Regions from separate parts of the Homo sapiens genome. Here region 2 is linked to region 1. The links are chromatin loops, found by intact Hi-C in ENCODE. Cell type or tissue: gastrocnemius medialis. All regions are shown on one strand. Each heading gives the region's core, and the rest is flanking DNA. Links, peaks and the distances in the headings are about the cores only. Region 1 overlaps MED26 (mediator complex subunit 26). Region 2 overlaps TMEM38A (transmembrane protein 38A).

Region 1 (15,548 bases), core at 5,125-13,124:
TGAGTAAGAAAGACATACCGATAATTCTACATGCTGTATTTAAAGGCCTTCTCTGAATACATTCCATGCCTTGGGAGGCACTGCAGTTACATTTCAGTCACTAACTGATTAGCAAGTGCTCGTGTGCTGGGTGTAGAGGGTACAGACCTGAAGATGCTCAGCCCCTGTGCCCAAGGGGCTTGGCGCCTCATAGGGAGGAGGGCAGATAGAGCATGGTCATGAACGAGCTTGGGTGGGGTGCCGTGGCATGTGGGCTCGGCAGTCAGGGATGGCCTGATGGTGCCGCAGGTCTCAAGTCCAAATGGAACAGTTCTCCCCGTGCCTTATTTGAAAACAGTTGAGAATTCTTAAGAATATGAGATGGCTTTCTTAAGTATATTCTATCATCCAGGTTTTCAGAATAAGTTCTGTAGTCAGGCAGGCAGGCTCTTCTTGCGTTGTCTCTGGCATGAGGGGAACAGAGCTGGAAGGAACAGTCGGCAAATTATTGCACAGTTTTCCCTCTCTGCTGTGGGATGGGGCACAGGCAGATGTCGAGCTGTGTCTGTGGGTATGGTTGGGGTGTCTGGGCTTGAGAAAATGGGAAGGGCCTTGGGGTAGCATTACATGGCACTGGTTTTCAGTATTTGGGGTGTTGTTGTACCCTCTGGATTAGATTTGCTCTGTGTGGCTTTTGGAGGCAAGCCTAGGGTGGGGAAGGTGAGAGTTCTGTGATGTGCTTAGGGAAGTGGTGGATTATTGTCAGAGCTGACTTAACACAGTCTGGGGGCACTGTGAGATGGCTATGTGGACATACCCAGGCCCTTGGATTCTGTGTATAGGCCTTTGGATTCTGTGACCATCCAAGTACCGGGAGGTTCTGCGATTCTCTGTGGAGCCTATTCAAAAGGAGAGGGGTCATGTCAGGTGAAGTACCAGCAGCCCTCTGGGAACTCACATCCCAAGGATTGCCAGGCAATTGGGGTTAAAGGCCTTTGGATGTTACTGTGACTGCAGCAAAGTTTCCTGGGTTCATCCACTGCAGGAAAATGAATCTTGGAAAACGTCAGGGGGCTCATCAGGTTTCCCCTGCATGCAGAGTTAGGCTCGGTCTCCTGTGTGCCAGCAGCAGTCTCTGTTGGGCAGCAGAGGCTGCAAGACGAACAGCCGCTGTTTACTGAGCACTTACACAGTGCCAGACACTACTGTGTGGAGTGTCTCATTGCTTCTTTGAATTACTTCTAGGGTAGGTGCTTCATCTTCATTTTAGGGGCTAGGAGAGATTCACCGATTTGTCTGGTATTGCAGACAAGGGAACCAGAAGCCTTGGGTCTGAATCCATCACTGGGTGGTTCTGATGTCAGAGGGCTTAACTACGACAGTCTTCCGCTTCCCACATCGGTGGTGCCCAGCATGGAAGCTGAACTCCATTGCGTCTTCCAAGGTGTACCCTTGCAAACATGAAGTGTTTTCACATGTTACATTTTGAATTCCATTCCTTCCCAGTTCCTACAACTTTTCCCCCTTTAAATTCCTCTAGCCTAGTGGCTCCAAACCTTTTTGAGTATGAGGGTTCATTTTTATCATCAGAAACCTTCTGGAAGCTTCACATAACAACAGGTGTGCTTTGAGTAACTGTTTTAAAGAAAATTCGAGGACAGAACCTACTCCTAATCCAGTCATGCTTCGAAATGAAGTTCTGTCTTGTCATCAAAACAGCATCAGTGTAACTCTGAGAGCAGGCCTTACCTGTATGTGTGTGACACCTGGAATTTGACCTTTGTGCTGCCTCCAGTTGGGAGCCTCCTGTCATCCCTACTGCCTCCCTTTTCTGAAACCTTACCTGGCTTAATCCAAGACCGTCTCCCTCAGGAACCATTCATCATTTTAACACCTTATATTCCTGCTGATAACAGGTCTTGTTGGTTACATTTTCCATGTGATTGTGAAGTGCCCAAGTAGGAGAGCAGGTGTTGCTCCCTTAGTGTCTAGAACTGCCACAGCACGTGGGTGCCCAAATGCTTGGTGCTCTCACTGTAAACAGGGCCAGTTTTGGGAATGGCTGTCAGCGTTACTGAGCAGGTCCTAGGTGCCAGCGGTTTTCAGCACTTCACCTGCATTCAAAACACATTTAATCTTCATAGCAGGTGTAGATTAAACAGGAGGCAGGTACTAGTGAGGAAACTGAGGCTCAGCGGACACAGCTGGAAGGAGGCTAGATGGGATGAGGCTGGGGTTGGAACACAGCCACCTGCTGGCTGCCTCCCTTGTCATGTGAGAGGCCAGTGGGCACTTGCTGCGCAGGCACTCCCCTTTCTTGCCTGGGTCCAGCTGTTTATGCTGGATTCATCTGTGCACTGCTCTTATGCCAGACTGGGAGGACAGTGGTCACTAAAATGCTCTGTGCTTTCTCTGGAACTGGCTGAAGAAGGGGTGTGAGGTGTGTTTTCCTCTCTTTCTCGTCAGGTATTTTTCACCCTAATAGAGAAGGCGGCGCTTGATCTTAGATTTCTGCCTGTCCATGGTCCCTAGACACTGTTCAAATGTCACTTCATCTGTGAAGCCTGGGTCCCCAGCGATCCTTCGGCCTTTTTTGGTCATGTGACAAAACATGGCATTCCTGGACACACATCCCCCCAGATTTTCATTTGCTATGGTGAGAAAGTAGGGTGCTGCTTTGTCCAGGCCACACCCTGGTGGTGGGTCAGCCTCGTGGCTGCTGTGGAGACTCGGGTATTCGTGTGCTGGGTGCACAGCATGGTTTTATAGGGCGTTGGCTGTGGCTGGCCTTGACTCTGGTGGGGGTTCTGTGGTGCAGGCATCAGCAGTGGGTGAGTTACTGGGAGGACTCAGGTGGGTGTGACCCATGGCCCACACCGAGAGCCCAGTGGGCTGGCAGCACTCCCAGGCCCTGGCAGCCCCACTGCCTGCTTGTGCCTTCAGCACGGTAGTGCACTCTTCTGTTTCCCACCCACACTCCTGGTCACATTGGCTCTCTGGGCAGCCCCCTGCACACACTGGGTTTAAGTTCTTATCCCCTTGATGACTTGTTTTGATGTCCCCCGTTCTAGTCATCAGGTTCCTGGCCCAGCTTGAGTTAGGCATGGAGAGGTGGCCACATCCTCGTTCCCCCCAGGGTGATGTAGTAGTTACCATGGTAGCTAACGGCTCTCCTGTTCTGCAGGCCAGCCCTCCAGAACCCTTTATAGATGCTGCCCAACTCCATTCACCTCCCAGGTGCATCTTGCATGGTGCCTAGGCAAGCAGTCAGCAAGCTGGCTTTTCAGTGCTGTCAGTGGGAGACCCGTGATACTGATGTGAAGGGATATAAAATAAGAACAGTTTTATCCTTTTGGGTGGTCATTGGTTCACATTGTTTCCTTCCGTGTTAATTGGTTGCCTGCACAGCACTTGTCTTTACTTCCTATACTAATTCTGTGGCCTGTCCAGCCCTAAAGGGAGGTTAGCACTGTGCTGGTGGCAGGAGCTTAGACACAAAGGGGCTGATGGTCATGCAGGCCCAAAGGCAAGTCTGCGGTCAGGTGAGGACCTGGTTTTTCTGTCTCCCTCTTTTGCAGTGTTGCCTTCACACAGTAGGGTGTCTTCCTCTCCATCCCAGCAGTTTCAGGATTTTCCCTCACCGAACTCCCGACTCTTTGCTGGAAGCCCCACCAAACGTTTCCTTATGCCTTCTCTGAGCTTTGATTGGATTAGCAGTTTGATTGAATTAGTTGATTGGCTTACCCCTGAATCTGCTGTGGGTTCCACCCAAACAGTCCCACAATAGAGGGGATGTTCCCAGGAGACATCAAGGTCCTGTTAACGGGAGAAGAATAGTGGATCCAGTGTCCATGGATGTGCACTGATGTCATCACCTCTCCTGATGTGACCGCCAAATAGTTGGGCCTTGGCTCCAGAAGGCAAAATGGGAGTTTTTGGGGAAAAAAATGGGAAATGTAAGGTCCAGAGTAGCAACAGGGTGGTTTGGCTGGTGTGAGGTCACCGCGTGGAGTTGTGAGTACCTTCTTGTTCTGGTTAAACCACAGACTCCATTTGCCTGTAGTCACCCTTGGGGACCTCGCTGTCACGCTGTCCGAGTGCAGGTGCTGGCCAGCTGCAGCTTCAGATCCTGTCCTGGGCTGGAGACAGTCTTGAATGGTGCTGTTTTTTCCTCCCTGTCTTGACAGTCTCTCCTGGTGCTTCAGTCACTGCCTGGAATGGAGCTCATTGCTGGGGGAGGTGGTGCGGTCCAGGTGGCCTGAACCCCACCAGGCCTCCTGTGGTCATGAGGAGACTGCGCTGTGACCCAGGCAAGAGCTGTGGCCCCTCCTGTAGCTTCTCTGAATTTGTGGACCCTGGGCAGAGGCTGGGAGATCTGTTGGGTCTGATTGTCCTGCCTGTTTCCTCTCATCTGTGCCTCCCCTCTGGGTAACCGGAAACTCGTACCTGTGTTTCCTGGCCTGGCTTCTTCCCCTTCGGTTAATGGAGAGGGGTAGAGTCAAGTGATCTTTCTTTTGCAGCCTCCATTTCCCCAACCCCACCTTGTGTTTCTGGGGGGGCTCTCAGTAAGCACCTGATGTTGGTGTCTGCTCCCCCTTTTGCCTGGCCGTGACGGAAACGGGCCACATGTTAAGTCTCAGCTCGTCTGTGAGGGAAAGTTTTGTGAATGGGTATTCCACCTTCACTTCTGCCTTAAGGGAGCTTCTCAAGCATTTCATTTTCTCACCTTGATGGTTGGTGGGCAAGCAAGTGCCTGAACTTGTGGGCCTCTGAATGAGGAGCCTGTCTTCTCCCAGGAAAGCTTCAGCACTGCTCTCCTGTGAGCTCCTCCGCATTTGCTCCCCAGCTTTTTCCTTCCTCTAAACACTGAGCTGAGCTTAAATAAGTGCTGTTTGGGATTGAAATTGGGGTGGAGAGAAGGGAGAGGGAATCTTTTCTGTTTCTGGTCCTCCACACTATGTGTGTGTGTCTGTGTGTCCGCCTGTCTTGTGGATGGGCTGCTTCATGTGTTGGGAAAGGCAGCAGCTCCTGAGTTTGACCTGTTGTAGACAGGAGTTACTTTCTAGTTTCCAGTTCCGGAAACTTCAGGAGACACACTCTGGCTTGGTTTGGGGTGCCATGGGAGGGTCTTGTAAGAAAGTGGCAGTGCCCACAGTAAGTCAGGGAGGTGTTTCCGAAGGAGCAGGACCTTTTGTGCAGACAGAAACAGCATGTGCCCCCAGGCTGCTGCAGCCCTGTGTACCTGAAGGAAAATGGTGAAAACCCTGGCCTGGAATGGGGAGGGGGCACGTTAGGTGTTCTGGTGTAGTTGGCAGGTGGTATTTGTGCTGGATGGTATGTGGAAGACTTGTGCATTGCCTCTCTGGACACGCTGTCAGCCCAACAAGGAGTTAGGGGTGTGACCGAGTGGGCACCTCCTCATCACCCTGGTGATGATTCTTCTGTGTTGAGAGCACTGTGAACACGGTTTCCTATCTGGTCGGGTGGTGGGCTCCCTCAAGTTGGGAAGTAGGAAGTGGCATCATCTGTTTAGGAAGATGAGCTGTCCTTGGGCACAAGGATGCCTGTTGTGTTTGTCACGCCAGGTTGTCTTCTCTTTAGGGCGCTGTTCTCTGTGCTCACCATGGGCACTTGGAATGAATGACAAGGCCTAGCAGTGGGGGGGTGTCTGCCTACCTGGTTCCCTTGCCCCTTGCTGCATTGGTCTCTTTTTTCTCTACACAACCCTTTCCAGTGGTGCCTGCTCCCCCTAAGCGTTTTGGCTTTGTGTAGCACTGCTCACGGTCTTCGGCCCTTAAGACTTTCCCCAGGTAGTCTCAGAGCCACAGCTTCGTTGGCACCTGGACACTTGCTCTCTCCTGTGCCTGGATGTCTAGACAGCCCACTCCAAAGTGGATACACCTTCTTCATCTCTGCCTTTGTCATGCTGTGCTGTGTCTGTTGGTGGTGCCATGATCTACTGCTCTGTAGACCACCTTAGGGCCATCCTGGAGTCCTTCTTCCTGCAAGCTGGACCTCCAGGGGGTCTAGTGCAGCAGTGTCCTAGTCAGTCTCCTGCCTCTGTGTGTCTGAAAACAGATAGGGATGTTTGACTTTTCTGGTGGTGTCGTGTTGCTGGCTGGATAGAGTCTCAGCTCTTTAGGTGGCATATAGTGGAGAAGACAGTCTTTCTCCTGGGTGGAGGACTTAAGCAGAATGGAGTTGGAACCATTGACTCTGCCATTCACCTTGCAACCTTCGACAAGGTTAGGTTTGCAGCCTTTGTTTTTCCAGAAAGATGTAAAAAATGCTGCATAGGAAGGCTTTTAAGAATGGAACATGGCCCTGTGCCTGAAGCATCCTGGGTGCTCACATGCATGCTACCTAATAATACACAGGCTTGGTGGTAGAGAGCCCATCTAGCTCCCATGGCCTTCCTCCTGGTCTCTGCATCCTCGTTTTCCTGAGAGCTGCCCCTTCCTCTCTCCAGTCCATGCCCATTGGATGGTTAGTAATGTAGGTAGGACTGGCCAGTAATGGGGCTGCATCTTCCTGGGCAGTGATTGGTTCAGAGACAGACCTGTGACCCAATCAGAGCCTGTGAAAGTTGTAGCACTTTGCTGGAGTAGGTTGGGGAGACTTGAATGGAAGAGGATGTGAGCTGTTTTCTGCTGGGGTTTGCTGCCTGGAGGCAGCCTGTCCAGGATTAAGACCTGGTCAGAGGAGTGGAGAGGACTAAGACCTTGTGGCTTGGCTGGTCTGAGGTGAAGCCTGTCCTAAACTTTTTTTTTTTTTTTCTCCCCCAGAGATGGAGTCTTGCTCTGCCTCCCAGGCTGGAGTGCAATGGTGCAATCTCAGTTCATTGCAACCTCTGCCTCCTGGTTTCAAGCAGTTCTCCTGCCTCAGCCTCCCAAGTTGCTGGGATTACAGGCGCCTGCCACCACACCCAGCTAATTTTGTATTTTTAGTAGAAACAGGGTTTTGTCATGTTGGCCAGGCTGGTCTCGAACTCCTGACCTCAGGTGATCCACCCACCTTGGCCTCCCAAAGTGCTGGGATGAATGACAGGCGTGAGTCCCCACGCCTGGCTGCCCCAAATTTTTAAGCTAAGTGAGCCTGTGGTTTCCTTTCTTGATAAAACCCATTTGAGCTGACTTTTCCCTCACTTGCAACTGAGAGAGTCAGTAAAGAATCATCTGAGCACATTGTGCCCCAGGCTCTGGGTCAGGTAGCCCTTCTTATTCCTCTCCTGCTCCAGCCATGCTCAGCTGCTCATCAGTCAGCTCCTGACCTTTTTGTGCACCCCACCTGATCACCTGCCCTCTCTCCCTCCTTGCCTCTCTGGTCTCAGGGTCCAGAGCCTCCATAAGCATCCCTGTCTTCTGACTATTGCAGGCATCCTGGTCTGATCTTTCCCGCAGTGCTTCCTGTAACCGGTCTGACTTGCCTGTCATTTCCCCCACCCCCATTCCCCTTGAAGCAAAGACTGGTTGGTTGTTTTCTTGCTGGTATTTAGAGAGCCATTCATTCTGTTAGGGCCAGTGACCAGTTTACAAATGGATGTGGGTCCATTTCTGACTTCAGATTACAGAAGTAGCATTGCCTAACCTGGGAGGACCCAGTTGGGCTTGGGGGTAAGAATTCAGGCTTAGTGGGGCTTAGTCATTTAGCTGATTAGTATTGGGGTTGAGGTGGCTGCGGCTGGATTTGGCCAGACCCCTGGAGGAAGCCCCCTTCCTGTGATGGTTACTTGGCTCTCTCCAACCTTCAGCCCTTTGGATTCCTCCCATGGTTCGAGGGGTCTGTTGGAGCCATACTGGCATGGTCTGCACCCAGGCGCTGAGCCTGTCCTGTGTGTATCGCTCAGTTCCGTTAGGTTTGGGGATTCCAGAAGCCGTCGACAGGACCCAGTGGCCTGGTGAACCCCTCAGGCCCACATGAGCCTGCACGTGCCTCCTCCCTCCAGGCCTGGGCAGACACTCCCCACCCACCCCCCACCTTTTTATTTTATTTTATTTTATTTTGAAATGGGGTCTTACTCTGTCACCCAGGCTGGAGTGCAGTGGCACAATCGGCTCACTGCAACCTCTACGTCCCCGGCTCAAGTGATCCTCCTACCTCAGCCTTCTGAGTAGCTAAGACTACAGACACACGCTACCACACCCAGCTAATTTTTTGTAATTTTTGTAGAGTTGGGGTTTCACCATGTTGCCCAGGCTGGTCTCAAATTCCTGAGCTCAAGCGATCTGCCTGCTTCGGCCTCCCAGAGTGCTGGAATTACAGGTGTGAGACCGTGCGCCGGGCCAGACACTACCCTTAGCACAGCTTCTGGACCTTAGCTGGAAGGCTTCAGGTCCTTCTCAGCTGCTTCTACTTTGGTGACCTTGGAGCAGATCACTTAATGTCTCCGAGCCTCAGTCTTTTTACTTGTGACATGGAGCTGGTGTTGCCATCACCTGGTGATACCATCCTGTGGGGCTTGAGGTATGTTGAGAGCCTGGCACAATGCCTAGCCTCCATTTAGTCACCCTGATCATGAAGATGCTGGTACTGTCTTCCTGTGACAGATGAGTTTGGGATGTTGTCTTCCTGAGGCCATGCGGTTGGAAGGGGGGAAGTGAGGATTTTAACTCCATCATTGATTCTGTCACCAAGCCCAGGGCATGGATCTCATTGAATCTAGTTACCAGTCCCACTTCACAAACCAAGGGCTCGACATCCTTTGGTGTAAATCTATAAGGGACTATAAGGACTTTATCCTGGGGCCATAACAGAAATGGTTGCAAGGACAGCAGCATCAACTCTTACTGTGTGCTCACTCTGTGCTAAGAATTATCCCATTTTATAGATGGGCTGATTCAGGAAACTGAAGCATAGTGAGGTTAGGTCGCTGGCACTGCACAGCTGTGAGCCCGACTCCTTCTGCCCTCAGAGCCTTTGCTTTCATCCGGAGATAACACTGCTGCCCACTGTAGAGGGAAGGGGGATGCATGTGAAGCCAGTGCCACCTAGACAGTGCCCGTCAAGCGCCTTGGGTAGAGAGCTGGGGACTCTGCTGTCTTTTTCCACCTCGGAAGTGGGGGAGTTTGTGCCTGAGCTGCTGTGGAGTGCAGAGGATCCCGTGTCCCTTCCCCAGCCAGACACGGCCTCTGACATCTCTAGAGCCTTTGAGCCATGTCAGCTCCAGTTGATGAGGTCTTTTCTTGTGGAGAAGGGAGGCTTTTCATTTCTTATGAGTAGGTTGATGAATAGGTTTAACAATCAACTAGAAATCCTCTAAGCCTCCTCTCCCCTCCTCCCAAAGAAAGAAAGATGGAAAGAAAGAAAAGTATTTAATATGTAAGAGTTTGGGAATTAGACCTGGATTCGAATCTCTACAGCTCCGTCTCCAAGTTATATGTCCTTGGACAAATCACATCAAATATTTATCAGTGCTATTAATACTCTCTATAAAGTGAGGACGTCCCTATCCTACTAAAGGTAAACAGTGCCTGAAAGGAAATTTAGTACCTAGTAGGTACTAAACATGTATAAGCCCCTTCTCGACTTTTCAGGAGCTAGGGGGTATTACACCCCTAGATGAGTTTGTAGATACTGAACTTTGATTTTCACAAATGCTGTTCTTTTTCAAGGGTAGTCTTTCCTTTAGTGTCAGCAAGGAGCAGTTACAAGACAACATTGCATAATTTACACATTTCTAAATGCTCCCTCGGGGGAAAACAGGAAGAAATTGGTTGTAGAACAAAATCCCAGACGTCAGGGTCCAGAGCCTCTTCCTTGGAAGAGGTGCTTAGGCTGAAATTCACAAGCAGGTTTAAAAGCTGCCTGTACTTTTCCAAATCTCTCTGTGCTGCAGTTGCAGGTGGGGATGATCAAAATACAACTTTGTGCACATGAAGCTGCCTTTCAGAAGCAATAGCCAATATTCTTCCTGTGTAGAGACATACTTTAGAATCAACAATTGTGGCTAGGCATGGTGGCTCCAGCCTGTAATCCCAGCACTTTGGGAGACCGAGGTGGGAGGATCGCTTGAGGCAAGGAGTTTGAGACCAACCTTGGCAACATAGTGACACCTTGTCTGTAGTAGAAATCACAAACATTAGGTGGGGCTGGTGGCATGTGCCTGTAGTCCCAGCTACTCGGGAGGCTGAGGTGGGAGGATCGCTTGAGCTGTGTAGGCTGAGGCTAGGGTGAGCCAAGATCACGCTACTGCACTCCAGCTTGGGTGATAGAGCGAGACCCTGTCTCAAGAAAAAAACCAAACACACAAAAAGTAATCATAATCATAAGATCTCCAAGATTTTACTGGACAGAAAAATGTTGACGTAATTGATACCTGGAACATATACCTTGCACAAAAACATGTGGGCAGAATGGCCTTGGTGGGTAATCAAGACTGGATGTTAAGCCAGCGGGTTGCTGTTTTATCTCTCCCGGCCTATCTCCTACCCCACCCCCAACAACCTGCATCACCCTGTTGGCAGGAGCTCAGAGCCACTGTCACCCTCTTGGAAACTATTTATGTAGCAAGAGGCATAGACATGCTCATGTCCTGTGACCCAGTAATTTTACTCTTGGAAGTTTATTTACAGGCTGAGCTTGGTGGCTCACGCCTGTAATCCCAACACTTTGGGAGGCCAAGGTGGCAGGATCGCTTGAGGCAAGGAGTTCAAGACCAGACTGACCAACATAACAAGACCTTGTCTCCATTTACTTCTTTTTTTTTTAATGAAGTTTATTTTTAAACAGCATGGGAGAAGCTTCAGAATCATGGTGCATCCACAGAGTCAAATAGCCTATAGCCGAAAGCGTGATTCTGAAGGCTCTATAGAAAAATGGGCAGGCCTTACCATGAGGGGGAAAGGAGTGGTTTTGTGACTCAGGCATCTGGATAGGCTGGATGCCTAAAGAACTAGAACTTGGGGTAAAATGGAAGCACTTGTGTTGGTTGGGGCAGGGGGAATGGGTTGGTTTGTTTTCCCCTATGCTCCATTGTCTTTTCAATTAAACTGTAAAAAAATGAAAATAAAAGTAGGCTGCTCTAGCCTGAAGAGCACTTGAGCACTATAGAGAGCAATCGGCTGTGGAGTGGATTGCGGGCCTCTATGTACTGCAATCAGTGGAGAGGATTAGTTCCCCTCTCATACGTTTCCGGAAGGTTCAGAACACTAGTGTGCAACATAACACTCCAGTCAAGGCCACCAGTCATGTTCTTCATGTTCCCAGAGGTCCATCCCACCAAAAATGACTGGACAACACCTGGTTTTCTCCACACAGTCAGTGAAGCCACACCCCATGGCTCTGCTAAACACCCTGGAGTGGTCCATGCCTCTGCCTTCCTCTCACCTTAGTCACCTACTCCACCTGTGAGGCCCGGGGGCTACTGCCAGGATGCATGTTCTCCAGCCCTCCTCTGCCCTCCATCTCGAGTCCAACCCTGGCCATTTCCCTCTTGGTCCTGTCCCTTCCATACCGATAAGCAGATGACACCACTGTCACTTCACATCCTTCAGTGGTTTTCCATCACCCTTAGAATAGACGCCCACATTCCTTATTGTCATGATCTACACATGCTACAGGCCTTGGGCCCTTCTTTCCTTTCTCAGCTTAACTTGAACCCTTGCCCTCATTCTTGTGGGAGAACCTTCTCCCTCATCCAGTTCTTGTGACAGTCGGACTTCTTCAGGCCTCTCCTGGCCACCCATTATACAGAGCCCATGCCCTCCTGCTGTCACACTGCTTTCAGCCTTCCATGTCATGGCACACATAGGAAACAGTGGCATCCACAGGGTGCAATGGGTAATTTGGAGGCGAGACTAGGGGAAAGTGCATGTGCTGTTTCTACCATAGAAATTATAAGGATGGTGGCTCACGCCTGTAACCTGTAATCCCAGCACTTTGGGAGGCTGAGGCGGGCGGATCACCTGAGTTCGGGAGTTTGAGACCAGCCTGACCAACATGGGGAAACCCCATCTCTACTAAAAATACAAAATGAGCTGGGCGTGGTGGCTAATGCTTGTAATCCCAGCTACCAGGAGGCTGAGGCAGGAGAATTGCTTGAACCTGGGAGGCGGAGGTTGTGGTGAGCCGAGATCACACCATTGCACTCCAGCCTGGGCAACAAGAGCAAAACTCAGTCTTGAAAAAAAAAAAAAAGAAATTATAAGGAAAATAAAATACAGGGTGTTAGGGAGCATAGTTAATACTGAACTTGTGTTGAATAACATTATGATTATTATTATTTTTAGAGGCAAGGTTTTGCTTATTATTATTATTTTTTAGAGACAGAGTCTTGCTCTAAAAACTTTACTTGTCCAGGCTGGAGTGCAATAGCGCAATCATAGCTCACTACAGCCTTGAGCTACTGGGCTCAAGGGATCCTCCTGCCTCAGCCTCCCAAGTAGCTGGAACTACAAGTGCTAGCCACCACACCTCACTAATTTTTGTATTTTTTATAGAGACGGTCTCGCTGTGTTGCCCAGGCTGGTCTTGAACTCCTGGCCGCCTTGGCATCCCAAAGGGTTGGGGTTACATGTGTGAGCGACCACACCCGGCTTGAATAACATTACTGAAATAACATTGCCTTTTTTTTTTTTTTTTTTTTTTTTTAAAGAGTGCTTGTGTCCAAGAACATAACTTTTATATGTTAGGGTGTGGGTTTTGTTTTTGTTTCTGTTTTGCTTGACTTTGATAATTGTTGTGGAGAAATTTTGTTTGCACAAGAAGGTGATAAAACTTGGAAGCATTTTTTTTAGTAAACATTGAAAAATTTATGAGTTGGCATTTCTAAAAAATCCAGATTCTTTAATCTTTTCATTTATATGTAATGTTGAAATACAATAATGCAAATGGACTTTAGTTTCATTCAGACTCTATTTCAAGCACTTCAAAATAATGAAGCTCTAATTTACATAAGGCATATACTAAGGTATAGACAGTGGTGTGCTGGTGAAAATTTGACAACCAGCTCTCAGGAAAAAGAAAAGAAATCCATACATATACATATGTAAATATGCATGTAAGTTTATGAGTTTTACTAGTATAAAGGATGGGTGGCATATAATTTGCAAATAATAATGAAATATACAACACTGTTGTCAGTTCCATATAGCCAATTGCTTCTCACCAGCTGCTTCCGTTGATTTTTGCTGAGCTTTTGTATCAGCTTCTGATTGGTTTTGACATGACTTTGGTTAATATCTTATTCTCTCTCTTTTTTTTTTTTTTTTTTTTTTTTTTGAGACGGAGTCTCGCTCTGTCACCCAGACTGGAGTCCGGTGGTGCAATCTCCGCTCGCTGCAACCTCCACCTCCCGGATTCAAGTGATTCTCATGCTGCCCCCTAAGCAGCTGCGACTATAGGTGTGCACCACCATACCCGGCTAATTTTTGTATTTTTAGTAGAGACAGGGTTTCTGCATTTTGGCCAGGCTGGTCTTGAACTCCTGGCCTCAAGTGACCCACCTGCCTCAGCCTCCCAAAGTGCTGGGATCACATGTGTGAGCCGCTGCACCAGCCTGGTCGATATCTTTGTATTAATGAGTCAAGTGATGTCTTTGCTGAATTAGATAATAGTTTTCAAATACCTGTACTATAAGAATATTTTCTCAATTGTCCTGTTCCCAATGTAATGACTTCAGGCATGACACGCTTTTTAAGTTTAATTGCATTATTAACATTTTCTCCATCACTTTCTTAAGTCTAAACCCCAGGAGTTGGCTAACTTTTTGTAAAGGGCCAGATAGTAAATATTTTCATCTTTGCAGGCCATATGGCCGTAGAGCTTCTGTTGTACTGCTATCTTTGTAGCACAAAAGCAGCCAGAGACAGTATGTGAGTGAATGAGCGTGACTGTGTTCCAGTAAAACTTGATGTGGTTAATTTATGTCAATGTGAATTTTACCTCAATAAACAGCATGTAAAATGAAAAAAGTAAAATCTTCATTTACAAAAACAGACAGTGTTATGGAATGGCCCAGGAGTTTGCAGATTTCTAGTTTGGAGCCCATAAAATCAAGCCCTGATTTATAGTGTTTACTGATTTCTGTGGTGGAAATACTCTCACCATGGCTGGCTTCAAGCCACTAACATGAGATCACTGAATGTGAGGTTGGGAAAGAGACTCAGTAGCACACCATGTCCTCCATGCCCATACAGTAGTCATGAATAACCTCAGAAACCTAGATAGTACTAAGTTTGGTAAAATAAGTAGGAAGTGATGAGTTTTGAGTACACAGTACTGAAAACTTCCTCCTTTGTTCTTATCACAACTTATTGTAAGCTTATATAATGTAATTGTTAGTAATGGCTCCTTTGATTCCTGAAAGTGTCACCACGGGCTTGCTCTCTCAGTAAAGCTGGCGTGAGCAGGCTCCAGCACACACCTGGGTAGAGTCCCTGCCCCTTACCTGGCTTGGATGCTGAAGGCTCGCGGCCCCAGAAGAGGAGATGTATTGGAACGTGTGCAGACGGAGATCTGGCCTGGGCCTGGAGCCTTGCCCACCAGGGCCCTGGTGCCCCTTGGCCTGCTTGCCGGGCTTCAGGCCACAGACAGGTTCCTTGTCCAGATGGTGTCTGCGCCTTTGCAGCTGGCTGCTGGGACAGTTCTCGTGATCGTAGTTTCCCATTGGCCCTGTCTAGCACCCCTCATTGGCTCACGAGGAGCCAGCTGCCCTGAAGGGGAGGCAGGGTATCATGCAACTTGCTCTAGATCGGGGTGTCCAATCTTTTGGCTTCTCTGAGCCACATTGGAAGAAGGATTGTCTTGGGCTGCACATAAAATACACTAACACTGATGATAGCCAATGAGCTTAAAAAAAAATCTCATAATGTTTTAAGAAAGTTTACGAATTTGTGTTGGGTTGCATGTGGCCCGAGGGCCATGGGTTGGACAAGCTTGCACTGCTTCTTGCTCCAGATGTATTACCTCCCCGGGTTCTCTCAGGGCTCCGGGGTTGAAGTGACCACCTCATCTGGCCCAGTGGTTGTGAGGGAAGCCTTCAACTCACATTAATCACACTGTTTATTTTCTTCATGGCTTTTAGTGTGGCTATGGTCTTGTCTGTTGCCTGCCTTCCCCAACATGAGTGTGAGCCCTCTGTCTGCTCCCTGAGTTCCTCTTCAGAAGGCACGAGGCACACAATATGGACATGCTCCTTTTTTTTTTTTTTTTTTTTCCCCACAAAAGGAGATAGTCTCTGTCACCCAGGCATGAGTGCAATGGCATAGCCATAGATCATTGTAGCCTCGGATTTCTGGGCTCAAGTGATCCTCCCACTTCAGCATCCTGAGTAGCTGGGACTACAGGTATATGCCACCACACCCGGCTAACTTTTTAATTTTTAAATTTTTATTTTTATTATCTATTTATTTTTTAGAGACAGGGTCTCACTATGTTGCCCAGGCTGGTCTTAAACTCCTGGCATCAAGCGATCCTCCCACCTCAGTTGCCTGCTTAGCTGGGATTACAGGTGTATGCCATCGTGCCTGGCCAACGTTCTTATTTTTCCAGGAGATAAATAGCAGCTGAGACCAGATACAGTGGTTCACACTTGTAATCCCGACACTTTGGGAGTCTGAGACAAGAGGATC
Region 2 (15,548 bases), core at 4,764-12,763, 58 kb before region 1:
TGAACCAAAAGTTCTCCACTGGGATGATTTTTCATTGTCATCATCCTATTTACCTTTGACCCACCCAGTTGCAATCATGACGAACCACCCGTGGTGGTAGTGGTGATGGGCGTGATGGATGCCCACCGCGATCTTGCGGACTCGCACCACCTCCTTCATGGCCACGAAGATGAGTTTCACAGGCAGGAAGCAGACACACTTGTAGAAGAGGTCCAGGGGGCAGAAGAAAATCAAGTACCTTTTGGGGAGAGAACAGTGAGTGCCAGGGGATGGGCAGACTGTGAAGGATGGGGGTAGGGAGCTGTGGTTATATCAGACCACCCTCCCCAACGTGCTGTGCCTAGACCAGAGATGGGCATGGAGGGCAGCATATTCAGGGCCATCATGAGGGCTGTTGCTGGTGCATTCTAATTCCTCCAACCTCTCTCCTCCCTGGTGCCCAGGTTGTTGTTTCCCCCACCCGGCTCTGCTCTCCCATGCCCAGCATGGCTTACCAGACAGCTGAGGCCAGCAGGATGCTGGAGTTGTTGCTGAAGTAATCGATCAGTGGCTCCCCAAGGAGCAGATCAGCCAGGATGTAGCTCCCGAAGCAATGCAGCATGGCGCACAGCCAGGACGCGATGGGGTGGCGCCGGGACAGTTCGACTGCTCCTGGGAGGCACAGGAGTGTCCCCCATCATCACCAGCATGCCAAGGGCAGGCTTCACTCCCATATGCTCTGGTCAGCCTATCCTAATCCAGAGCGCCCACCCAACACTGTGCAGTTTGTAAGTTTCAGAGGAGGAACCAAGGTTCAGAGAGGCTGTACGCATGCCTGAGGTTGCACAGAGAAAATAGAGAGCCGAGTGGGAGTCCTTTCCTTCATGCCCAGAGAGGTGGCAATGATGATGACACTAGTTCACATTTAGGACTTAATAAATCCTCATCAGTGTCCCAGCCAAGTGATGGCTTTTATTATCAGGAGTCTCATTGTCAAGAGGAGACTGAGGCTTGGTGAGACGGGCCAGCTTGTACCTGGGAGTACTTTGAAATTGCTACTCTGGGCCGGGCATGGTGGCTCACACCTGTAATCCCAGCACTTTGGGAGTCCAAGGTGGACAAATCACTTGAGGTCAGGAGTTCAAGACCAGCCTGGCTAACATGGTGAAACCCCGTCCCTAAAAATACAAAAATTAGCCGGGAACGGTAGTGCATGCCTGTAATCCCAGCTACTCAGGAGGCTGACAGGAGAATCACTTGAACTCAGGAGGTGGAGGCTGCAGTGAGCTGAGATTGCACCACTGCACTGCACTCCAGCCTGGGCAACAGAGCAAGACTCCATCTAAAACACACACATACACACACACACACACACACACACACACACACACACACACACACACGAAACAAAAGAAATTGCTATTCTGACCTCAGCTGATCCCAAGATCCCTATGAGCTTATGCTGGTATTCTTTTTTTTTTTTTTTTTTAACTTTTTTTGTTTGTTTCAAACAGAGTGTCACTCTGTCACCCAGGCTGGAGTGCAATGGTGCAATCTCAGCTCATTGCAAATTCTGCCTCCCAGGTTCAAGCGATCCTCCTGCCTCAGACTCCCGAGTAGCTGGGATCACAGGCAGCCACCACCATGCCTGGCTAATTTTTGTATTTTCAGTAGAGAAGGGGTTTCACCATGTTGGCCAAGCTGGTCTCCAACTCTTGGACTCAAGTGAACCTCCCACCTCAGCCTCCCAAAGTGCTGGGATTACAGGCATGAGTCACCGTGCCCAGCCTTATGCTGGTATTCTTACACCTGCTGTCTTAAAAAGAATTTTTTTTTGTAAAATATACATTAAATTTATCACTTTACTTTTTTTTTTTTTTTTTTTTTTTGGACACAGGGTTTCACTCCCATCACCCAGCCTGGAGCGCAGTGGTGCAATCACGACTCACTGCAGCCTTGACTTCCTGGGCTCAAACACTCCTCCCACCTCAGCCTCGAAAGTATTTGGGACTACAGGCACGCGCGCCACCATGCCAGGCTAATTTTTTGTATATTTAAAGTAGGCACGGGGTTTCGCCATGTTGCCCAGGCTGGTCTCAAACTCCTGGGCTCAAGCCATCCACCTGGCTCAGCTTCCCAAAGAGTTGGGATTATAGACGTGAGACACCATGCCCAGCCCATTTTAAACATTTTTAAGTGTATAGCTCTTTTTTTTTTTTTTTTTTTTTGAGACAGAGTCTCACTCTGTCACCAGGCTGGAGCGCGGTGGCGCGATCTCGGCTCACTGCAACCTCCTCCTCCCGGGTTCAAGTGATTCTCCTGCCTCAGCCACCCGAGTAGCTGGGATTACAGGCATGCGCCACCACGCCCAACTAATTTTTGTATTTTTAGTGGAGATGGGGGTTCACCATGTTGGCCAGGATAGTCTCAATCTCTTGACCTTGTGATCTGCCCACCTTGGCCTCCCAAAGTGCTGGGATTACAGGCATGAGCCACTGCCAAGTGGCTGGCCAAGTGTGTGGTTCTATGGCATTATATTCACATTGTTTTGCCATAATCACCACCAACCATCTCCAAAACTCTTTCATCTTCCCAAACTGAAACCTATTAAACACTCACTCCTCATCCCCCATCGCCTAGCCCCTGGCACCATTCTACTTTCTGTCTCTATGAAATTGATGACTTTAGGAATCTCATGTAAGCGAAACCATACAAACTTTGTTGTTTTGTGTGGCTTATTGAGCATAATGTCCTCAAGCTTCATCCCCATTGTAGCATGTATTAAGCTTTTATTTCCGGGCTGGGCACGGTGGCTCACACTTGTAATCCCAACACTCTGGGAGGCTGAGCCACGTAGATCACTTGAGCCTGGGTGTTCGAGACCAACATGGGCAACATAGTGAGACCCCACCTCTGCAAAAAATTTTAAAAATTAGCTGGGCGTGGTGGCATGCTTCTGTAGTCCCAGCTACTCGGGAAGCTGAGGTAGGAAGATCACTTGAGCTGGTGAGGTGGAGGCTGCAGTGAGTCATGAGCATGCCACTGCACTCCAGAGCAAGACCCTGTTGAGAGGGGAGGGGAAGGGAGGGAAGGGGAGGGGAGGCCAGCCTGGGCAACACAGTGAGACCCCATCTCTACAAAAAATTTTTTCTAATTAGCTGGGCATGGTGGCATGCACCTGTAGTCCCAGCTACTCAAGAGGTTGAGTTGGGAGGATCACTTGAACCCAAGAGTTTGAGGCTGCAGTAAGCCATGAGTGCACCACTGCACTCCAGCCTGGGTGACAGAATGAGACTCTGTCTCAAAAATAATAAATATATAAAGTCTGTAGTTGAGTTAATGATAGTGTACCCATGCCAATTTCCTGGTTTTAATAATGCACTATCATTACATAAGATGTCATTGGAGGAAGCTGGGTAAAGGGTATTTGCAAATTCTCTGTACCATTTTTGCAACTTCTTGTGAGTCATAAACTCTTCCAAGATAAGAAGTATTTTAAAATTCCATATTAAAAAGAAGGGGGCTTGAAAACCCCATTGCTGAGTCCTTAGGTCCTATAGCTGGGCTTTTTTTTTTTTTTTCTTTTTAAAAAAAGGGCTGGGCACGGTGGCTCATGCCTGTAATCCCAGCACTTTGGGAGGGCGAGGTGGGTGGATCACCTGAGGTCAGGAGTTCAAGACCAGCCTGGCCAACATGGTGAAACCTCATCTCTACTAAAAATACAAAAATTAGCCAGGCGTGGTGGTGGGCGCCTTTAATCTCAGCTACTCGGGAGGCTGAGTCAAGAGAATTGCTGGAACCTAGGAGGCAGAGGTTGCAGTGAGCTGAGATCGTGCCATTGCCCTCCAGCCCAGGCCAACAACAGCGAGACTACCTCTCAAAAAAAAAAAAAAAAAAAAAGGTCATGAAAATGCAACACTCGGGGTACAGTATTAATGTCTATTCACTAAATCCTTGCATCTTGTATTACTCATGTAAAGCCTTTATAATCTTTATAAATAGTTCTATCCTTATGTTGTATCTTCGTAATCTTCTAAGGCCACACCTTGGAGTTAGAACTTGTGTCTCCTGGTATGACCACTTCTTTCATCATATTGATTCTGTCTTTCCCAACTAGTTTCGTTTTGCAGAGAACAACTTTATGATCAAGTTGTAAGGTACAGCTACTCTGTACATTACATGACCAGAGCCAAAACCAACGATTCCCCTAATACAACTTATTCTAATGAAATGAAAACTACAGTCAGTATTGACATGAGATAACAAGGTCACAAAATGTAATCTCTCTCTTTTTTTGTTTGAGATGGAGTCTCGCTCTGTCCCGCAGGCTGGAGTGCAGTGGCGCAATCTCAGATCACTGCAAGCTCCGCCTCACAGGTTCATGCCATTCTCCTGCCTCAGCCTCCCTAGTAGCTGGGACTACAGGCACCCGCCAGCACGCCCAATTTTTTGTAATTTTAGTAGAGACGGGGTTTCACTGTGTTAGCCAAGATGGTCTCAATCTCCTGACCTCGTGATCCGCCTGCCTCGGCCTCACAAAGTGCTGGGATTACAGGTGTGAGCCACCGCGCCCGGCCAAAATGTGATCTCTTATTAGTCAAATCAAAAGACTAAGCAAAAGAAATAATCAGTTTTGTCTATTTTTAGCAGGGAAGAGAAAGAGTGTCTGTTGTGGACAGAATGTTTCTGTCTCTCCAAAATTCGTATGTTGAAATCCTACCCCTCCCCGCTTGTGATAGCATTAGGAGGTCGGGCCTTTGGGAGGTGATTATGTCACCAGGGTAGACCCCTCACGAACGGGGTTAGAGCCTTTATAAATGGTGGCTCACGCCTGTCATCCCAGCACTTTGGGAGGCTGAGGCGGGCAGATGACAAGGTCAGGAGTTCGAGACCAGCCTGGCCAATATGGTGAAACCCTGTCTCTACTAGAAATACAAAAATTAGCTGGGCGTTGCGGGAGGCGCCTGTAGTCCCAGCTACTAGGGAGGCAGAGGTAGGAGAATCGCTTCAACCCGGGAGGCAGAGGTTGCAGTGAGCTGAGATTGCACCATTGCACTCCAGCCTGGGCGACAGAGTGAGACTCTGTCTCTAAAAAAAAAAAAAAAAAAAAATAGTCAAGAGAGGCCAGGCGTGGTGACTCACACCTGTAATCCCAGCACTTTGGGAGGCTGAGGCCAGAGGATCTCTTGAGCCTAGGAGTTCCAGACCAGCCCTGGGAACATAGTGAAATCTCATCTCTAAAACAACAACAACAATAAAAATTAGCTGGGCGTGATGGCAGGTGTCTGTATTCCCAGCTACTTCTGAGGTGGGAGGACCACTTGAGCCTGGAAGGTTGAGGCTGCAGTGAGCCGTGATCAAGGCACTGCACTCCAGCCTGGGTGACAGAGCAAGACTCTATCTCAATAAATAAACAAATAAGAGTCATGAGAAAGCCTGCTGCTCTCTGCTGTCTACCATATGAGGACACAAGGAGAGGTTGATCATCTGCAAGCCAGAAGAGGGCCCTCATTAGAACTTGACCATGTTAGTGCCCTGATCTCAGACTTCCAGCCTCCAGAACTCTGAGAAATAAATTTGTTGTTTATCAGCCACCTGGTCTACTGGTTTATTGCCACTGCAACAGATTATAGCATCTGCAACAGATTAAGAAATCTGTATATACTAATGATACATTCAACGGGTGGATTTGATCTTCATCCCTCCGTGAGTTCAGCAACCACGGAGGCCTTCTCTGCCACTGAATGGGGGCTGTGTTGGACACATTGTATGGGTTCAAGAAATAACTGTGAATGAATTTATGGGAAATGTGCATCCCTCTGGGTCCTGGTTTTTTTTTGTTGTTGTTGTTTGTTTGAGACGGTGTTTCGCTCTTGTTGCGCAGGCTGGAGTTCAATGGCGCGATCTTGGCTCACTGCAACCTCTGCCTCCTGGGTTTAAGCAATCCTCCTGCCTCAGCCTCCCGACTAGCTAGGATTACAGGCATGGACCACCACGCCCGGCTAATTTTGTATTTTTAGTAGAGACAAGTTTTCTCCATGTTGGTCAGGCTGGTCTCAAACTCCCGACCTCAGGTGATCTGCCCACCTCAGCCTCCCAAAGTGCTGGGATTATAGGTGTGAGCCACGGCGCCCGGCCTTGGGTCCTGGTATTACAATAATGAACAAGACAGGTGAGGTCCCTGCCCTCATGGAATTTACATTCTAGCAAACATAAAGTCATCATGGTTGTGTTGGATCCCCCCAACTTTTTTTTTTTTTTTTTTTGGAGACAAGAGTTTTGCTCTGTCGCCCAGGCTGGAGTGCAGTGGTGTGATCTCGGCTCACTGCAATCTCCGCCTCCTCCTAGGTTCAAGTGATTCTCCTGCCTCAGCCTCCCAAGTAGCTGGGATTACAGGCACCTGCCACCACGCCTAGCTAAGTTTTGTAGTTTTAGTAGACAGGGGGTTTCTCCAAGTTGGCCAAACTGGTCTCGAACTCCTGACCTCAGGTGATCCACCCACCTTGGCCTCCCAAAGTGCTGGGATTACAGGCATGAACCACAGCGCCTGGCCCTGGACACTTTTTTTAAGAGACAGCATCTCGCTCTGTCACCCAGGCTGGAGTGCAGTGATGCAATCATAGCTCACTGCAGCCTCAAACTCCTGGGCTTGAGCCTTCCAAGTAGCTAGGAGTACAGACGTGTGCCACCATGCCTGGCCAATTTTTATACTTTTTTTTTTTTCTTTTTTTGTAAAGATAGGATCTCACTGTGTGGCCCAGGCTGCTCTTGAACTCCTGGCTTCAAATGATCCTCCTGCCTTGGCCTCCCAAAGTGCTGGGATTTCAGGTGTGAGCCACCAGCAGGCCTGCGCATTTCTGGTGACATTGTAACAACAATGACCTTCTCTGTTCCATTTATTAATTGAGAAAGGTGTAGTGCACTCTACTCTGTAAAAGGAATTACGTTCTTCTTAGCTTGGTCAACCTCACAGGGGGAAATAATCATCAATGCCAGAGTTTCTCCTACAAATCCAGGTGAGCGCATCAGTGGGCATTACCATGTTAGAGGCAACTTGGCAATACCAGGGAAATATGAAGCTGTGCATCCCCTGGACCCCAGCAATTCCACTCCTTGCTATTAACCCCAAAGAAACAAGCACCATAAACAAAGACTTAGAGAAGGAAGATGTTTCACTGATACAATGTTGCAACAGGAGAAAAGTGAAATCAACAGTCTCTTAGTAAAGCTGTGGGAAGCCACAAAATGTGGAGTGCCATAGAGTAGCTATTTAAAAGTGAACCAGGCTGGGTGCAGTGGCTCACCCAGCACTTTGGGAGGCCAAGGCAGGCGGATCACTTGAGGTCAGGAGTTTGAGACCAGCCTGGCCGACATGGTGAAACGCTGTCTTTACTAAAAATACAAAAATTAGCCAGGCATGGTGGCAGGTGCCTGTAATCCCAGCTACTCAGGGGGCTGAGGTAGGAGAATCGCTTGAACCCGGGAGGTGGAGGTTGCAGTGAGCCAAGATTGCGCCACTGCACTCCAGCCTGGGCGACAGAGGGAGGCTCCATCTCAGAAACAAACAAACAAACAAACAAACAAAAAGAAAAAGAAAAGTGAACTAGACCTTGATCAGGGTTTTTCAACCTCAGCTCTGTTGACATTTGGGATCAGATCATTTTTTGCTATGGGGGCATTCTGTGCATTATAGCATGTTAAGCAGCATCCCTGGCTTCCACCCACTAGATGACAGTGGCACCACACAGCTGTGACAACCAAGAATGTCTCCAGATATTGCCAAATTTATCCTTTGGGAACAGAATCCCTTCTGGTTGAGAATCTCTGTTTTAGATGTATCAACAAAGACAAGTCCCATAAGCTTACTGCTGAGTGAAAAGGTTGGGCTGCAAAATGATACACTTATGGCCGGGCTCAGTGGCTCACACCTGTAATCTCAACACTTTGGGAGGCCAAGGCAGGTGGATCACTTGAGGTCAGGAGTTCGAGACCAGCCTAGCCAACATGGTGAAACCCCCATCTCTACTAAAAATACAAAAAGTAGCCGGGCGTGGTGGCATGCGCCTGTAATCTCAGCTACTTGGGAAGCTGAGACATGAGAATCACTTGAATTCAGGAGGTGGAGGTTGCAGTGAGCCAAGGTCACACCACTGCACTCCAGCCTGGGCCACAGAGCAAGACTCTGCCTCAAAAAAAAAAAAAAAAAAAATGAGGTTTTTTTGTGATTTTTTTTTAAGCTCATCAGCTATCGTTAGTGTGAGTGTATTTTATGTGAGGCCCAAGATAATTCTTCATCAAACATGGCCCAGGGAAGCCAAAAGATTGGACATCCCTGTTTTAGAGTAAGTAATCAATACACTTGCCCCTCTCCTCGCTATCCCCACCAACTAACAATGTGATCTTGAACAAGCCACTTTTTTCTCTCCACATCTCTTTTTTTAAAAAACAAAGTAGAACGTTGCTTCTTTGTCTAACTCCTGATGAGGACTGGAATGAGCTTTTCCCTCCTCTAACCTCACCCTGGAGTTATGAGCCCAAAATGCAGCTTCTCCCTGCTCTCAAGGTTGTCCTACGTCTTACCATTGACCAAGGTCCTAGGGTATGAGGTAAAATGCTTCAGCTCCTCTCCTAGGGTCTATTTAAAACACAACTGGCTGAGAGTTAATCCCTCAGAGCAGCTGGTGGCCTGTGCAGAGGCCAGGTCGGGTGAGGCACCCATGTTTTGCAGAAATGGATACCTCTGCATCTAAAAATAACTCCCAGGGACTGAATTCTTTCCAGGATCTTTCTTGTGCCCTCTGGGATCATCCCAGGGACCGAGGTTGGGGAGTGGGGGTAGGGACCTAGCGTTTGCATGAGTTACGCTCTGACGGGCAGATGCCCATGTTTGCAGTATGTGTGTGCCCTGCTATAAAAGTCACATGCCGGCTGGGCGCGGTGGCTCACACCCGTAATCCCAGCACTTTCGGAGGCCAAGGCAGGCAGATCACTTGAGCTCAGGAGTTCAAGACCAGCCTGGGCAACATGGCAAAACCTCATCACATGCCTAGCTTCTGGCTCTGCTACTCACTCTAGCATGGCCTTGGGCAAGTGACTGCCTGCCCCCCCAAGCCTTAGTTTGCTTCACTGTCAAAAGACCAAGATGACGGCCAGGCGCAGTGGCTCACACCTGTAATCCCAGCATTCTGGGAGGCCGAGGCAGGTGGATCACTTGAGGTCAGGAGTTTGAGTTTGAGACCAGCCTGGCCAACATGGTGAAACCCCGTCTCCACTAAAAATACAAAAATTAGCTGGGTATGGTGGCGGATGGCTATAATCCCAGCTACTCAGGAGGCTGAGGCAGAATTGCTTGAACCCAGGAGGCGGAAATTGCAGTGAGCCAAGATCGTGCCACTGCACTCCAGCCTGAGTGACAGAGTGAGACTCCGCCTCAAAAAAAAAAAAAAAAAAAAAAGCCCAGGTCCTTTCCCCTTTCCATACTCCTTGGTTTCTCTTGATGGGTTTGGGACAGCCCCATGAAGCCAATAGGTTTTCAACTGCCGCATGCCATGAACACATTCCCCTCTGACTGGGTGAGCTTAGGCTAGTCCCTCCCTTCCCTGGGCCTCAGTTTGCCCATATGTAGGAGGGGGAGGCGGTCTAGGGTGACCAACTATCCCCCTTTGCCTGGGTCCCAGGGGTTTCCTGGGACATGGGACTTTCTTTTATTCTTTTTTTGAGATGGGGTCTTGCTCTGTCGCCCAGGCTGGAGTGTAGTGGTGCGATCTTGGCTTGATGCAACCTCCACCTCCCGGGTTCAAGTGATTCTCCTGCCTCAGCCTCCCGAGTACCTGGGATTACAGGCACCCGCCACCAGGCCCGGCTAACTTTTGTATTTTTAGTAGAGATGGGATTTCTCCATGTTGGCCAGGCTGGTCTCAAACTCCTGACCTCAGGTGATCCACCTTCCTCGGCCTCCCAGAGTGCTGGGATTACAGGCATGAGCCCCCGCACCCGGCTGGACATGGGACTTTCGATGCTCATCTTGGGAAAGCCTGGACAAGGTGACCACACCAGATCTATATCAGTCATTTCCAAAGATGCCTGTGAGGGTGAAAAAGAGATTGCTTAGCGCCTAGCAACGACGCAAGAGGTATTTCTGGAACAGTGCGGAAATGGAAAGTACCTGTGGGTGGAAATTTCAGTAGATGGATTTTTTAAAAATCAGCTCTGCCTCGGCTGGGCACGGTAGCTCATGCCTGTAATCCCAGCTACTCCGGCAGCTGAGGCAGGAGAATCGCTTGAACCTGGGAGGCGGAGGTTGCAGTGAGTCGAGATCATGCCACTGCACTCCAACCTGGGAAATAGGAGCAAAACTCTGTCTCAAAAAAAAAAAAAAACAAAAAACAGGCCGGGCGCAGTGGCTGATGCCTGTAATCCCAGCACTTTGGGAGACCGAGGCGGGTGGATCACAAGGTCAGGAATTCGAGATCAGCCTGGCCAATAGAATGAAACCCCATCTCTATTAAAAATACAAAAATCAGCTGGGCGTGGTGACAGGCACCTGTAGTCCCAGCTACTCGGGAGGCTGAGGCAGGAGAATCGCTTGAACCCATGAGGCGGAGGTTGCGGTGAGCTGAGATCGCGCCACTGCACTCCAACCTGGGCGATAATAGCGAAACTCTGTCTCAAAAAAATAAAATAATAAAATAAAAATAAATAAATAAATAAACAAACAGAAAAAAATCAGCTCTGCCTCAGAAGAGAGGAAAAAGCTTTGGGTCCCTAAGTCCTGGTCTGCAATGGACTCTGTGACTTTCCCTTTTCAGGGGTCAATGCCTCATTTGCAGATGACTGGGTGGTACTAGAAGGGTCCCCAGGGCACTCTAGCACTGTGCTATTCAGTCAGAGGTGTATGAAGCATGGGGTACTGACCGAGTCTCTCAGTGACTCTAGGACCAGTCTTCTCCTCCTGAGCTTTTGAGCTCAGCATTCTGCCTCAGTTTCCTCCCCTGTTAAATGGAGATAGCAGCCTCTCCCTCACAAGGTGGAGCAGGAGTCAACAGCCTCCTGCCCTCAAAAAGCTTGTAGTTCAAACCAGAGATCTCAAATCAGGGATCAAAGAATGGTTTTCTTTGGTCCTAACAGCATATGAAAAATGTTAAAACTTGTCTGGGTGTGGTGGCTCACACCTGTAATCCCAGCACTTTGGGAGGCTGAGGCGGGTGGATCACTTGAGGTCAGGAGTTCAAGACTAGCCTGGCCAACATGGTGAAACCCTGTCTCTACTAAAAACACAAAAATTAGCTGGGCATGGTGGCGGGCACCTGTAATCCTAGCTACTCAGGAGGCTGAGGCAGGAGAATTGCTTGAACCAGTGAGCCGGAGGTTGCAGTGAGCCGAGATCACACCACTGCACTCCAGCCTGGCAACAGAGTGACTCCGTCTCAAAAAAAAAAAAAAAAAGTTAAAACTGCAACCAAGATGTCCTGCAGGGAGTGAGTGGATAAACAAACCATGAAACATCCTTACTATGAAATACTATTTGGCCGGGTGCAGTGGCTCACGCCTGTAATCCCAACACTTTGGGAGGCCAAGGCGGGCAGATCACCTGAGGTCGGGAGTTCGAGACCAGCCTGGCCAACATGGAGAAACCCCATCTCTACTAAAAATACAAAAAATTAGCCAGGCGTGGTGGCACATGCTTGTAATCCTAGCTGCTTAGGAGGCTGACACAGGAGAATCACTTGAACCTGGGAGGCAGAGGTTGCAGTGAGCCAAGATCAAACCATTGCACTCCAGCCTGGGTAACAAGAGCAAAGTCCATTTCAAAAAAAAAAAAAAGAAAGAAAAAGAAAAAAGAAAGAAATATTATCCAGTGAGCTATCAAGACATGAAAAGACATGGAGGAACCTTAAATGCATATTCCTAAGTGAAAGAAGCCAGTCTGAAAGGGGTACATACTGCATGATTCCAACTAAAGGACATTCTGGAAAAGGCAAAACTCTGGAGGTAGTAGAAAGAAAGATCAGTGGTTGGCCGGGTGCAGTGGCTCATGTCTGTAATCCCAACACTTTGGGAAGCCAAGGCAGGTGGATCTCCTGAGCCCAGGAGTTCAAGACCACCCTGGGCAACACAACAGAACCCCCATCTCTTTTTTTTTTTTTTTTTTTTGAGACAGAGTCACTGCAACCTCCGCCTCCCCCCAGGTTCAAGCAATTCTCGTGCCTCAGCCTCCGGAGTAGCTGGCATTACAGGCTTGCGCCACCATGCCTGACTAATTTTTATATTTTTAGTAGAGACAGGGTTTCACTGTGTTGGCCAGGCTGGTCTCCAACGCCTGGCTTCAAGTGATCTGCCTGCCTTGGTGTCCCAACTTGCTGGGATTACAGATGTGAGCCACCTCCTTCAGCCCCATGATTCTGAGTTATTTATTTAATTAATTTATTATTTATTATTTATTTTTCTGAGACAGAGTCTTGCTCTGTTGCCCAGGTTGGAGTGCAATGGCATGATCTCTGCTCACTGCAACCTCCGCCTCGCAGGTTTAAGTGATTCTCCCACCTCGACCTACCAAGTAGCCAGGACTACAGGCGCCCGCCATCACGCCTGGCTAATTTTTGTATTTTTAGTAGAGACAGGGTTTCACCATGTTGGTCAGGCTGGTCTCAAACTTCTGACTTCAGGTGATCCACCAGCCTCAGCCTCCCAAAGTGCTGGGATTACAGGCGTGAGCCACCATGCCTGACCCACAATTCTGATTTAAATGAAAGAGGGGTGACAATCAGGACAAAAGGATTTTTTTTTTTTTTTTTCTGAGACGGAGTCTTGCTCTGTCACCCAGACTGGAGTGCAGTGGCAAGATCTTGGCTCAATGCAAACCTCCACCTCCCGCGTTCAAGCAATACTTGTGCCTCAGCCTCCCAAGTAGCTGGGATTACAGGTGCACACCACCATGCGTGGCTAATTTTTGTATTTTTTCTTAGTAGAGACGGGCTTTCACCATGTTGGCCGGGCTGGTCTCGATCCTGACCTCAAGTGATCCACCCGCCTTGGCCTCCCAAAGTGCTGGGATTACAGGCATGAGCCACCACGTCTGGCCCAAAAGGATTTTTAAAATCTCCCTAGGTGAGTCTGGTGTGTAGGTGAGTTTGAGAAGTACTGGTCTGAGAGATTCTTTGGATGGGTCAAGGCTCAAGGCAACCAGGATTGTCATTGATTCACTCATTTCTTCAGTTTTGCAGCCAGCACTCAACTGCTTCCTTCTCTTTCCTCACATGGAGCTTGGAGGCCCCAGAAATGAGCCAAATCACCCGCAGATTTTGCTCAAATACAGACTCTCATTGGGCAGAGCTGGGTGGGGCCTGGGTTCTGCATTTCTTTCTCTTTTTTTTTTTCCTGAAATGGAGTTTCACTCTTGGCTCTTGTTGCCCAGGCTGGAGTGCAATGGCGCAATCTCGGCTCACTGCAACCTCCACCTCCCTGGTTCAAGTGATTCTCCTGCCTCAGCCTCCTGAGCAGCTGGGATTACAGGCGTGTGCCACCATGACTGGCTAATTTTTGTATTTTTAGAAGAGACAGGGTTTCGCCATGTTGGCCAGGCTGGTCTCGAACTTCTGACCTCGGGTGATCCGCCCGCCTCGGCCTCCCAAAGTGTTAGGATTACAAGTGTGAGCCACTGAGCTTGGCCAGAACTCTGCATTTCTTTTCTTTTTTTTTTTTTTGAGATGGAGTTTCGCTCTTTTGCCCAGGCTGGAGTGCAGTGGTGCGATCTCAGCTCACTGCAACCTCCATCTTCTGGTTTCAAGCGATTCTCCTTCCTCAGCCACCCAAGTAGCTGGGATTACAGGAGCCCGCCACCATGCCTGGCTAGTTTTTGTATTTTTAGTAGAGACGGGGTTTCACCATGTTGGCCTGGCTGATCTCAAACTCCTGACTTTGTGATCCAGCCACCTTGGCTTCCCAAAGTGCTGGGACTATAGGCATGAGCCACCGCAGGGGCTCTGCATTTCTAATCAGCTTCCAGGTGACATTGACACTGCTCAGTTGAGGACCACACTCTGAGCTTCATTCTTTCTCAGGATTCTCAAGAAAGCCTCACCCAGCCAGGCACAGTTGCTCATGGGAAGCTGAGGTGGGAGGATTGCTTGAGCCCAGGAGTTGGAGGCCACAGTGAGCTATGACTGTACTACTGCACTCCAGCCTGGGAGACAGAGCAAGACCCTGTCTCGAAAAAAAAAAATTTTTTTAAAGTTAAATTGGCCAAGAGCAGTGGCTCACACCTGTAATTTCAGCACTTTGGGAGGCTGAGGCGGGTGGATTACTTGAGTTCAGGAATTTGAGACCACCCTGACCAACATGGTGAAAACTCATCTCTACTAAAAATACAAAAAAAATGGGCCAGGCGCAATGGCTGATGTCTGTAATCCCAGCACTTTGGGAGGCCAAGGTGGGCGGATCACGAGGTCAAGAGATTGAAACCATCCTGGCCAACGTGGTGAAACCCCGTTTCTACTAAAAATACAAAAATTAGCTGGGCATGGTGGCGCGTGTCTGTAATCCCAGCTTCTCGGGAGGCTGAGGCAGGAGAATCGCTTGAACCCGGCAGGTGGAGGTTGCAGTGAGCCGGGATCGAGCCACTGCACTCCAGCCTAGAGACACGGCAAGACTCCGTCTCCAAAAACAAAACAAAACAAAAAAATTAGCTGGGTGTGGTGGTGGATGCTTGTAATCCCAGGTACTTAGGAGGCTAAGGCAGGAGAATCACTTGAATCTGGGAGGTGAAGGTTGCAGTGAGCTGAGATCGTGCCACTGCACTCCAGCCTGGGCAGCAAAACAAGACTGCATCTCAAAAAAAAAAAAAAGGAAAAGAAAAGAAACAGAAAAGTAAGCAAGCCTGACCCAGAAAATGCCAGTATCCCAAGTAATATATTCCTCCCTAGACTTCCAAATAAACATCACCACCCCTCACAAATGCCTTAGACCTTATCCCTGACAAAATTCTCAATAGATCTTTACAATCGCTAGGAAAGGGAGTCTGGGGTTCTCTTACCAATGATCCCATTTCACAGACAAATAAACTGAAGCTCATGGTGGTGAAATAACCATTGTGGTGTTTACTCAGTGCTAGTGGTAGAACTGACTCCCATGATTCAGAGACGTTTAGTTTCTTTTTTCTTTTTTTTTTGAGACAGGGTCTCACTCTGTTGCCCAGGCTGGAGTGCAGTGGCACGATCATGGCTCACTGCAGCCTCCACCTTGCAGGGTTCAGGTAATCCTCCGACCTCAGCTTCCCTAGTAGCTAGGACTACAGGCACATGCCACCACACCTGGCTAATATTTTTGTATTTTGCATTTTTTAATTTTTATTTATTTGTTTATTGAGACGGAGTTTCATTCTTGTTGCCCAGGCTGGAGTGGAATGGCACAATCTTGGCTCACCGCAACCTCTGCCTCCCAGGTTCAAGCGATTCTCCTGCCTCAGCCTCCCTAGTAGCTGGGATTACAGGCATGTGCCACCACGTCCGGCTAATTTTGTATTTTTAGTAGAGACAGGGTTTCTCCATGTAGGTCAGGCTGGTCTTGAACTC

The links. Hi-C counts contacts between places; a loop is a spot of excess contacts. Peaks named below come from ENCODE experiments on the same cell type or tissue, not always from the same donor. Only the 100,000 strongest peaks of a DNase experiment are listed, where the experiment ranks them.
Region 2: it touches region 1 in a loop (4-fold over the local background); 31 of 110 quality-filtered maps call a loop at or near these places.

Annotation. Positions count from the first base shown.
Region 1 is chr19:16,606,961-16,622,508 of GRCh38, reverse strand. The region is part of intron 1 of MED26 (mediator complex subunit 26); the gene reads left to right. Among named protein-coding and RNA genes, the nearest start is that of MED26, 13 kb to the left of the region's middle. In gastrocnemius medialis, for the core only: a CTCF peak has its summit at 10,074; DNase peaks (open chromatin) are centred at 10,106 and 10,458; H3K27ac peaks cover 6,063 bases.
Region 2 is chr19:16,665,087-16,680,634 of GRCh38, reverse strand. It overlaps TMEM38A (transmembrane protein 38A), which reads right to left. Exons shown (of 6, transcript NM_024074.4): 2 at 495-651; 3 at 54-238. Among named protein-coding and RNA genes, the nearest start is that of TMEM38A, 12 kb to the right of the region's middle. RefSeq lists an enhancer at 578-1,078. In gastrocnemius medialis, for the core only: no CTCF peak of the experiment used is centred there; DNase peaks (open chromatin) are centred at 6,584, 8,724 and 12,274; H3K27ac peaks cover 8,000 bases.